Linked DNA regions of Homo sapiens: region 1 is linked to region 2. Evidence: read pairs that join two places in POLR2A ChIA-PET (ENCODE). Cell type or tissue: GM12878. All regions are shown on one strand. Each heading gives the region's core, and the rest is flanking DNA. Links, peaks and the distances in the headings are about the cores only. Region 1 overlaps LOC107985656 (a long non-coding RNA gene). Region 2 has its middle 26 kb from the start of TMSB4X.

Region 1 (4,400 bases), core at 356-4,355, 670 kb before region 2:
TCAGTGGAGAAGGAGGCGCTGGAGAGAAGATTGGAAGCTTGATTTTAAACATGTTAAGTTTGAGATGCTCACTGGACATGCAAGTAGAGTTGTCAAGTTGACTGTTAGGTTTCTGGATCTGGAATTCTGAGGGGGAGATGCAAGCCTGAAGATAGACAGCGGGGAGGTCCTTAGCATGGAGATGATGCAGGAAGCCATGGAACTAGAGAAGATCACCAAAGGAGTGAATGTAGATAGAAGGGGTCCAAGGATTACATTCCAGGACATTCCAGTTAAAAAGTCAGGAAAGATGAACCAGCAAATGATACTGAAACAGAGTGACCAGTGACAGGGAAAACCAATGAGAGTGTAACCTACTGCAAGCCACATGAAAATGTTCTCAAGAAGGAAGCAAGCATGTCAAATGCTGTAGATAGGATTCAAGGCTGAGAACTGTCCCCTGAATTTAGTGACGTAGAGGGTGGAGGTCATTGGTGACCGAGGCAATCAGAGAGATCCATGTTAGTTTCCATGCTAGGAACTCAGGCATTTCATCCAAAGGTATAAGCAGGAAGGCAGACTTCGTAGGGCCAGCTGCTGTGGACAGTTAATATGCAGTTGATGGCTGAGGACTTGGTGAAAAATGTAGATTGGGATTCAGTAGGTCTGGGATGCGGCCCTTGTTTTGGTATTTGCTCCCAGGTGATGCTGATGCCATTGATCCCAGGGCCTCAATATGAAGGGCGAGAGTGCAGGGCTGATTTCATTTGTGGTTATTACAATTCTTTTCTGAGTATAACTCTTACTGGGAACGAAAATGTCAACTGTTTGGGGTTGATTCTAGAGGATTTTTTATTTTCCAGGGGTTTAATATCATTGATAGTTCAGCTCAGATCTGTAGCTTGAGAAATGGGGAAGAAACACAAGGACCGATGATTTGGGATCCCCGTTGAGCCCTGTGAGCTGTGTGAAAGCAGGTTTTATGCAGAACCGCAAATGCTAGAGCCCAGGAAACCGCCCTGACAACTTTGAAGGCATTGGGAGACTCACTCTTTATCTGTCAGTGATGTGGCTGGGGCCTCCAGAAAGCCCCCTTTGAGAAAGACTGTCATTACGAGCATGTATAAATTGGGACTAAGGTTCAGAATGACTCACTGAGATAAATATCCAATAGAGACCCTCTCTCCAATTTCTTCCTTCCATTCATCTGATTTTTTTGGGTAACAGCTTTATTGATATTATTTATACTATACAATTCACTCATTTAAAGTGTACAATTCAGTGATGTTTAGCATGTGCATCCATCACCACCACCAATTTTAGAACATTTTTAGCACCCCCAAAAAGAACCCCCCATGTCCTTTTTGTTTTGAGACAGAGTCTCCCTCTGTCACCCAGGCTGGAGTGCAGTGGCACGATCTCAGCTCACTGCAACATCCGCCTCCCGGATTCAAGCAATTCTTGTGCCTCAGCCTCCCAGGTAGCTGGGACTACAGGTGCGCACCACCACGCCCAGCTAATTTTTGTATTTTTAATAGAGACAGGGTTTCACCATGTTGATCAGGCTGGTCTCAAACTCCTGACCTCAGATGATCCACCCGCCTCAGCCTCCCAAAGTGCTGGGATTACAGACCTGAGCCGCCGCATTCAGCCTCATTTTTAAATGTTCATAAAAATCCACTAAGTCATTTGGAAACTTTCTGCTGAGCAATTCGTGAGATTTCACAAAGCTGGGGGACAAAAGCCCATCTGCTGAAAGAAAACAAAACTGAAGGAATAGAAATCCTCGGTCTGAAAAGATAAGACAAAACAAGATGGCCTGGTGGACTCATAAACACCAACACACAGTCCATGTAAAATCTTCAAGTCCTTTTCTGCTAGACATGGGTGAACTTTGACTTTTAGCTCTTCCCAACTGACACGCACATGAAGTCACACGCCATGGGGAAGAGCTACGTGGGAAACTGTTGGACAAGTGCCTGGGTGTGCTGTGGTTAGAGAAAAAAAAACAAACTGAAACTGGTTTTGCAGCTCTGTCTTCAATCATTCACAGATAGGCGCGTTAGGTGGAATCCAGCCAGATGACTCAGGGCCTCACCGGCACCTTGGAAATTTCTGAATTTTTTGTTTCAGTCTACAAAGGGGAATTTCGTGAGTTATGACATCACTCTGAAGTTGTAAAAGTAGCTGCCGGGGAGCTACCTGTATCTGTTTACCTGCATTTCAAAAGTGAATATGGTATATTCCAAAAATAAAAAGTAAAGAAGTTTTTGAATGGGTGAAGTTTTAACTTGCTTATTAATTGGATATGTAACTTTACCATGGTTGTTTTAGATTTTTTAAAAAAATTTGCCACCATTTGAAAAAGATTAATGACTACTTGGAACCTACCCCTATTTGTATCTCATTTACATTTTAAAAGAAAGCAAGAGTATGTCCAACAAATTAATTTTAATTCTATTTTTGACTCTCTGTCCAGGAGGGTACTTACAATAATTTAACAAAGGATTCTAAATAACTATTTTTTCATAATTGATTGTTATTTTCCTAGATCATACAGGCAGAACATGAAGATAGAAAGGCCCTATATTTGGCGGGGTATGGTGGCTCACATCTGTAATGCCAGCACTTTGGGAGGCTGAAGCAGGTGGATCACATGAGGCCAGGAGTTCAAGACCAGCCTGGGCAACATGGTGAAACCCCCGTCTCTACTAAAAACAATACAAAAAATTAGCCAGGCATGGTGGTGCATGCCTGTAATCCCAGCTACTTGGAAGGCTGAAGCACGAGAATCACTTGAACCTGGAAGGCAGAGGTTGCAGTGAGCCAAGATCGCGCCACTGAACTCCAGCCTGGGTGACAGAGTGAGACTCTGTCTCAAAAAAAGAAAAGAAAAGAAAAGAAAGGCCCTATATTTTATAGGAAATGATACCTGAAACTGCATTTATATATTTATAGTCTTCAAATTCATAAAAATATATAAACATGTAAATATCCCTTAAAAAGCAACATGTTCTTATACTGTCAAATTTCAGTATTTTAAAAATTACTTACTTTTCAGAAAACTGGATAAACCACATGGATGCCACGAGAAGGTGTCAGGAGAGCCAGCAATCCTAGCCAGGTGGTCCCTCCCAATCTCTCCATCATCAGGAGGAGTGCACAGTACTGGTGTAAGGGGGGATCCATACACCACATGCTCCTGGCATTGAAAGAACAAACCACAATTATAAAATAGCAGGACCTCACCTGGAATTAATAGGAAGCCTGCTGTTATTTCTAGAAGCAATCTGACATGCAAAATAAACAAAACCTACCCACTTTGTTATGAGTTAGTCCTGGCTTTGTCTCTGTGTACCCTTGGGCAAGTAACTTAATCTCTCTCAGCCTTAGTTTCCTCACCTCTAAAATGCTGTGCAGCAGGGTAGTTGTGAAGATTAAAGGAGATGCTATACATAAAGTGCCAAGAATCTAGCAAATATGGTGCTGGAACAGACTTTCCCATTTCCTCTGCCTGGCCATCTTCCTCTCAAGATTTGCCCTAAGGGTCACGGCCTCTATGAAGCTTTCCCTGACCCTCCCACACTGGGTTAGTTGATCCTCTGGGGTCCTCTGCACCCCTTTCCAGTGGGTGTCTCTCTCAGAGCTCTTAAAAGGTAAAACGATTGCTGGCTGCATAGCATGGCGCTTCCCCTGCGTTTCGTGGGGCTTGAGGCCTGGGATGGTGTCTTAATCATCTCTTTGCTCCCGGCACCTGGAAAAGTGAAAGCAATGTGCAATCATGAACACAGAGCATTTCTGATGATGCATGCTAACATTTGTGGAAATCTATTATTATTATTATTTTTTAGATGGGGTCTGTCTCTGTCACCCAGGCTGGAGTGCAGTGGTGCAATCATGGCTCACTGCAGCCTCAATCTCCTGGGCTCAGGTGATCCTTCCACCTCAGTCTCCTGGGTAGCTGACACTACAGGCACACACCACCACGCCTGGCTAATTTCTATATTTTTTGTAGAGACGGGGTTCAGACTGATCTCCAACTCCTGGGCTCAAGTGGTCCTCCCACCTTGGCCTCTCAAAGTGTTGGGATTACAGATGTGAGCTACCACGTCTGGCCAGGAATCCCAGTTTTAAATAATAATGCAAATGGGACTATATGAGGTTGTCATCTGGTCTCCCTTCTGATTGTGGGGCTCTTCTGAAAGCCTAGGTACTTACAGTATCTGAGAGATACAAAAATAACTACTTTAGTAAAATATTTTGCATTTACTGGGAAGTTATAAATAACAAAGCAATCTGACCCAGAAGATGAAGGCCCAGCCCTTGCCAAAGCAGTGGAGCACTGCCAGCTGCAGGCTTCCTGACTGGTATTTAGAATGGTAGTGGCGAATGAAAGGAGCCTCTCATCACAGGAAGTGCTC
Region 2 (4,400 bases), core at 221-4,220:
AAGAAGAGGGGTCACGTTTTTAAAATTAAGAACCGTTGATATAAGCAATATAAATGGAAAATTCAGAGGAGGAGAGATTAAGGTATTTTCATAGAGGAGAAAGATCATAAAAGGCTTAATCCCTGACCAGGAGGATTTTAATTCTTTAGCTAATTTATTTATGGCCTCCTGTGATCACAGTTTCAGTTGGTTTCATAATGGTGGTTTAGTTTGCAGAACATATGAATAAAGCTAAGGTTTGGAGGAAGTAAGAATCATCAAAATCTGTACAAAGGGTTTTTGTTTCCAGCTCAAAGGAGAAAAAAATATGATTTTTCCTCACTCTCTTGAATTATTTATTCATATAATATATATATATGCAGAATTTGGAATGAGAAATATCTTTACAACTTCTGGGCCTTAATTTTCCAGTTCTGAGATGAACAAAACATTGTCATATTCATCCCAGAGACCAGAAGTACAGTTTAATTGAATCAATCCTCACGTTTATGAGGTTCTTTGAAATGTTTTGTTGTAATAGGCCATATAAATGTAAATGATTAACAGGAAGCAAGAGAGAACTACCACCACCTCACCACTATAGCAGCTGAAGGCAGATTTTCTCAATACATCTTCCAACTCATAAAAAGAGAAAGGAAGACCTTACTTCTCCCAAATGTAATCCCAGTAGTGTAATTATAGTCACACATCACTTAACAATGGGGCTATGTTCTGAGCAATGCATCGTTTGGTGATTTCATCATTGTTCGATCATAGAGGTACTTACACACACCTAGTTGGTGTAGCCTCCTGCACACCTAGTCTAGATGGTATAACCTATTGCTCCTAGTCTACAAACCTGTATAGCATGTTCCTGTACTGAATACTGTAGGCAACTGTAATACAATGGTGAGTATTTGTATATCTAAACATAGAAAAAGTATAGTAAATATATGGTATAAAAGATAAAAAATGGTTCACCTGTATAGGGCACTTACCACAAATGGAGCTTGCAAAACTGGAAGTTGCTCTGGGTGAGTCAGTGAGTGGTGAGTGAATGTGAAGGCACAGGGCATGACTGTATACTACAGTAGACTTTATAAACACTGTACACTTAGGCTACATTAAATTTATGTTTAAAATATTTTTCTTTCTTCAATAATAAATTAACCTTAGCTTACTGTAACGTTTTTACTTTATACACCTTCGAATTTTTTTAGCTTTTTGACTCTTTTGTAATAACAGCTTAAAATATACATTGTACAGCTGTACAGAAATGTTTTCTTTCTTTATATCCTTATTCTGTAAACTTTTTTCTATTTTCAAACTTTTTATTTTATTTTTGTGTGTGTTTTTACACAAACACAGACATTAGCCTAGGCCTACACAGGCTCAGGATTGTCAATCTCACTGTCTTCCACCTCCACAGCTTGTCCCACTGGAAGGTCCTCAGGGGAAGTAACAGGCATGGAGCTGTCATCTCCTATGATAACAATGCCTTCTTCTGGATACCTCCTGAAGGACCTGCGTGAGGCTGTTTTACACTTAACTTTATATCTATATGTAGGAGTACACTCTAAAATAATGATAATGGTGGGGTGCAGTGGCTCATACCTGTAATCCCAGCGCTTTGGGAGGCTGAGGTGAGAGGGTCACTTGAAGCCAGGGGTTCCAGATCAGTCTGAGCAACGTAGTGAGACCTGTTCTCTACAAAAAATGTAAAAATTAGCCGAGCATGGTGGTGCACACGTATAGTCCCAGCTACTTGGGAGGCTGAGGTAGGAGGATCACTTGAGCCTGGGAGGTCCAGGCTGCAGTGAGCCATGATTGTGCCACTGCACTGCAGCCTGGATGACAGACTACTGACTCAGGATCTTGTAAAATTCAAATCTAACATTATCCTAAGTAGAAGATGCATCCCTTCAGGATAAGTCAGGTGAAGACTCATTCCACAAATACTAACGCTACCATTTCTGGTTGTCTGAGCTACAAAGGTAAATAAAATGCAGCTTCGATCTCTCTCAGAGCTCACACCTGGCTTAAATTTAAACATCTTTAAGGTAGGGAAGTAAAGGAAAAGCGGAAAAAAAAGCCCTTCAAAATCAGGGAAAGGAAAGCCAAAAGCACTTTATGTTTTCTCATTCTAGATGAGATTTTTAAAAATCATTCTATTTTATTTTTCTTTTTAAAAGAATCGCATGCGGGAATTAGTACAGGGACAACTCTAATATCAAGTTTGTGTATTTAACCTCACATTCTATAAAAGAGCTGGAACAAATGCACTTAAATCAGTGATATTTGAGCTGATGGCTTGAAATTTATTATCAGTCTTTCTGGAAATGATTTTCTTACTCTTTAGGGTTCTCGATTTTTATTTGCATGTTTCTGTTCAGCTTGTAACTACTACAAAGATCAGGAAGAGGAAACAGGACTGCACGGCCCAGTCCTCTTCATGTTTGAGAAATGGCTGAGTCGGCTCCTGGGACGGGCACATGCTTCTAGAATATTGTGGGCTTGTTAAGCCAGTCCCAAAGCAACAATGGCACTGCAGTTTCCAATGCCAAATTCAATGTCGTTTTTGGGTTTTACTTCATAGCCAAACCAAAGAACAGACACTCAAACAGATACATTTCTTGCCTGTTATTTTCCACCCTTTCTTAGCCAGTCCTTAGAAGGATATACAGGCAGGCATTTCTGCTCGTCTGGAAAAAATCAGTGGTGCAGAATATGACAAAAGGTTTCACTTCCTTTTTAGCCTTTATTGAGCAGAAAAGAGCAATTTGAAAATGCTGTCGCTGGGGAGTAAAAAGTCACTTCCTGGCCGCTTTTGTCAAGAGGGCCCCTGCCGCTTGGCACATCTTCAAATAGAATCAAGAGGCACACTTGATTATATCCTTCATGAAAACATTTAAATAATGTGAGGGTTCTGATTTAACATCCTTTCCCCCACATCCCAGGAACTCTCATAGCCAAAATGATGATGCAGCCTTACTTAAAATGTACCTCTCTAAGGTATTCAGAGCTGTTTTAAGGATTCCCCCATAGGCAAGCTACTTAAATGGCTCTAACAACTCAGAAATATAAGACTAAAATTGCACCAGAACCCGCATAGAGTGTCTTAGCAATAATACCACACGTGGCACAAATAATATATATTAGGTTGGCTGTTGCTTAAAAAAAAAAACAATGCCACAAATGTTTAGAAGGAAAATAAAAGGCACTCATGAAATAGTGGTAATCAAATATGAGAAGGTGATATCAGAAGACATTTGTTCTCAGATCTTCTTAATGTAATTCACAATATCCACTGGCAATATGAGCCCCCAGTGGCACCCACTACTCTCCTTTTGATAAATGCAATGGTCTCTTGGCTTTTAAAAAGATAAATCTTGGGTATAACGCTGAGCGTCAGATAGTAATAAAGGTATTTTATACTGTTTTGCCACTGATGACCAAAAAGAAAGTGAGATGAATCGAATTGGGAAAGATACAGCTGTTGAACGTTGAATGAGCAAAGCACCCGGCAGGAAGTGTGTAGGTGAAACCAAACACTCGGTTCAGAGGTGAAATCTGCATCTGACTGGCGGGTTGCAGTTTTCCTTACTAAGAGCAGTTGGGCTGGTTGTTTTTTCCTCCAAAAGACACAGAAATGATCAGAGTAGGTCAGAGAGCTGACTTACTCCTTTTAGAAGCCTTTGGTTTGGCTGTTGGTAAACTGGAAATTGAGTTAACGAAATCTATTGAATTACCAACGAATTCTATCTCACTCTTGTTCTCTTCGAGAATTGGGTAACTCATTGAATATTTTTGACCCACTTTTCCAGAAGCTGAGTGATGTGGATGGATGTCAATATGGCTTTGAATGATGCTTCTTCCAAGCTTTATAGTCTCTGGGATAGGATTGCAAATAAAGCCAGAGGGCTCCTGTGTTTCGTTTGTGTGACATTCACAGTATCCTACACACAATAGATGCTTCATAAATGAGTGTTGAATGAATTAAGTTGGTTCATGATGCACCTATCCCACCCTCTCCATGTAAATACCTATAAATAAACAAATAAATAAAAATAAGGATAGATAACAAGCCCATGTAAAGCCCAGAAAGTCTGTATCTATATATTTCCATAATGTCAAACACTTGGATGTTTGGAAACTTCTGGATGGTTGCCTCTACGATTCTATTTTCTATTATTATTTAATGATAAAAATAGATTATATACAGGGATCCTCAGGCAAGGCAAGACATGATCTACCTACCCCATAGTCTCTTGGTTCCTACTGCCCTCTAAAAAAATTTCTATGAGAAATTGAGCCACATCTGGATATGTCACTTAGGATAGTTTGCCAATACTTGACAATGAGACTCAGAATGTTGCTGTATATTGATGCAGTTCTCTCTCTCTCACCCTCTCTCCCCCCTC

The links. ChIA-PET counts read pairs that join two places held together with the same protein. Peaks named below come from ENCODE experiments on the same cell type or tissue, not always from the same donor. Only the 100,000 strongest peaks of a DNase experiment are listed, where the experiment ranks them.
Region 1: POLR2A ChIA-PET joins it to region 2 with 5 read pairs; 2 of 35 experiments call an interaction of 5 or more read pairs at or near these places.

The regions. Positions count from the first base shown.
Region 1 is chrX:13,667,017-13,671,416 of GRCh38, reverse strand. LOC107985656 (a long non-coding RNA gene) reads right to left here. Exons shown (of 3, transcript XR_002958816.2): 2 at 2,692-3,733; 3 at 887-1,587. Among named protein-coding and RNA genes, the nearest start is that of TCEANC, 16 kb to the right of the region's middle. RefSeq lists enhancers at 2,081-2,220, 1,258-2,457. In GM12878, for the core only: no CTCF peak of the experiment used is centred there; a DNase peak (open chromatin) is centred at 1,916; H3K4me3 peaks cover 1,368 bases; H3K27ac peaks cover 2,834 bases.
Region 2 is chrX:12,998,776-13,003,175 of GRCh38, reverse strand. No RefSeq gene overlaps it. Among named protein-coding and RNA genes, the nearest start is that of TMSB4X, 26 kb to the right of the region's middle. In GM12878, for the core only: no CTCF peak of the experiment used is centred there; DNase peaks (open chromatin) are centred at 2,615 and 3,526; H3K4me3 peaks cover 1,009 bases; H3K27ac peaks cover 4,000 bases.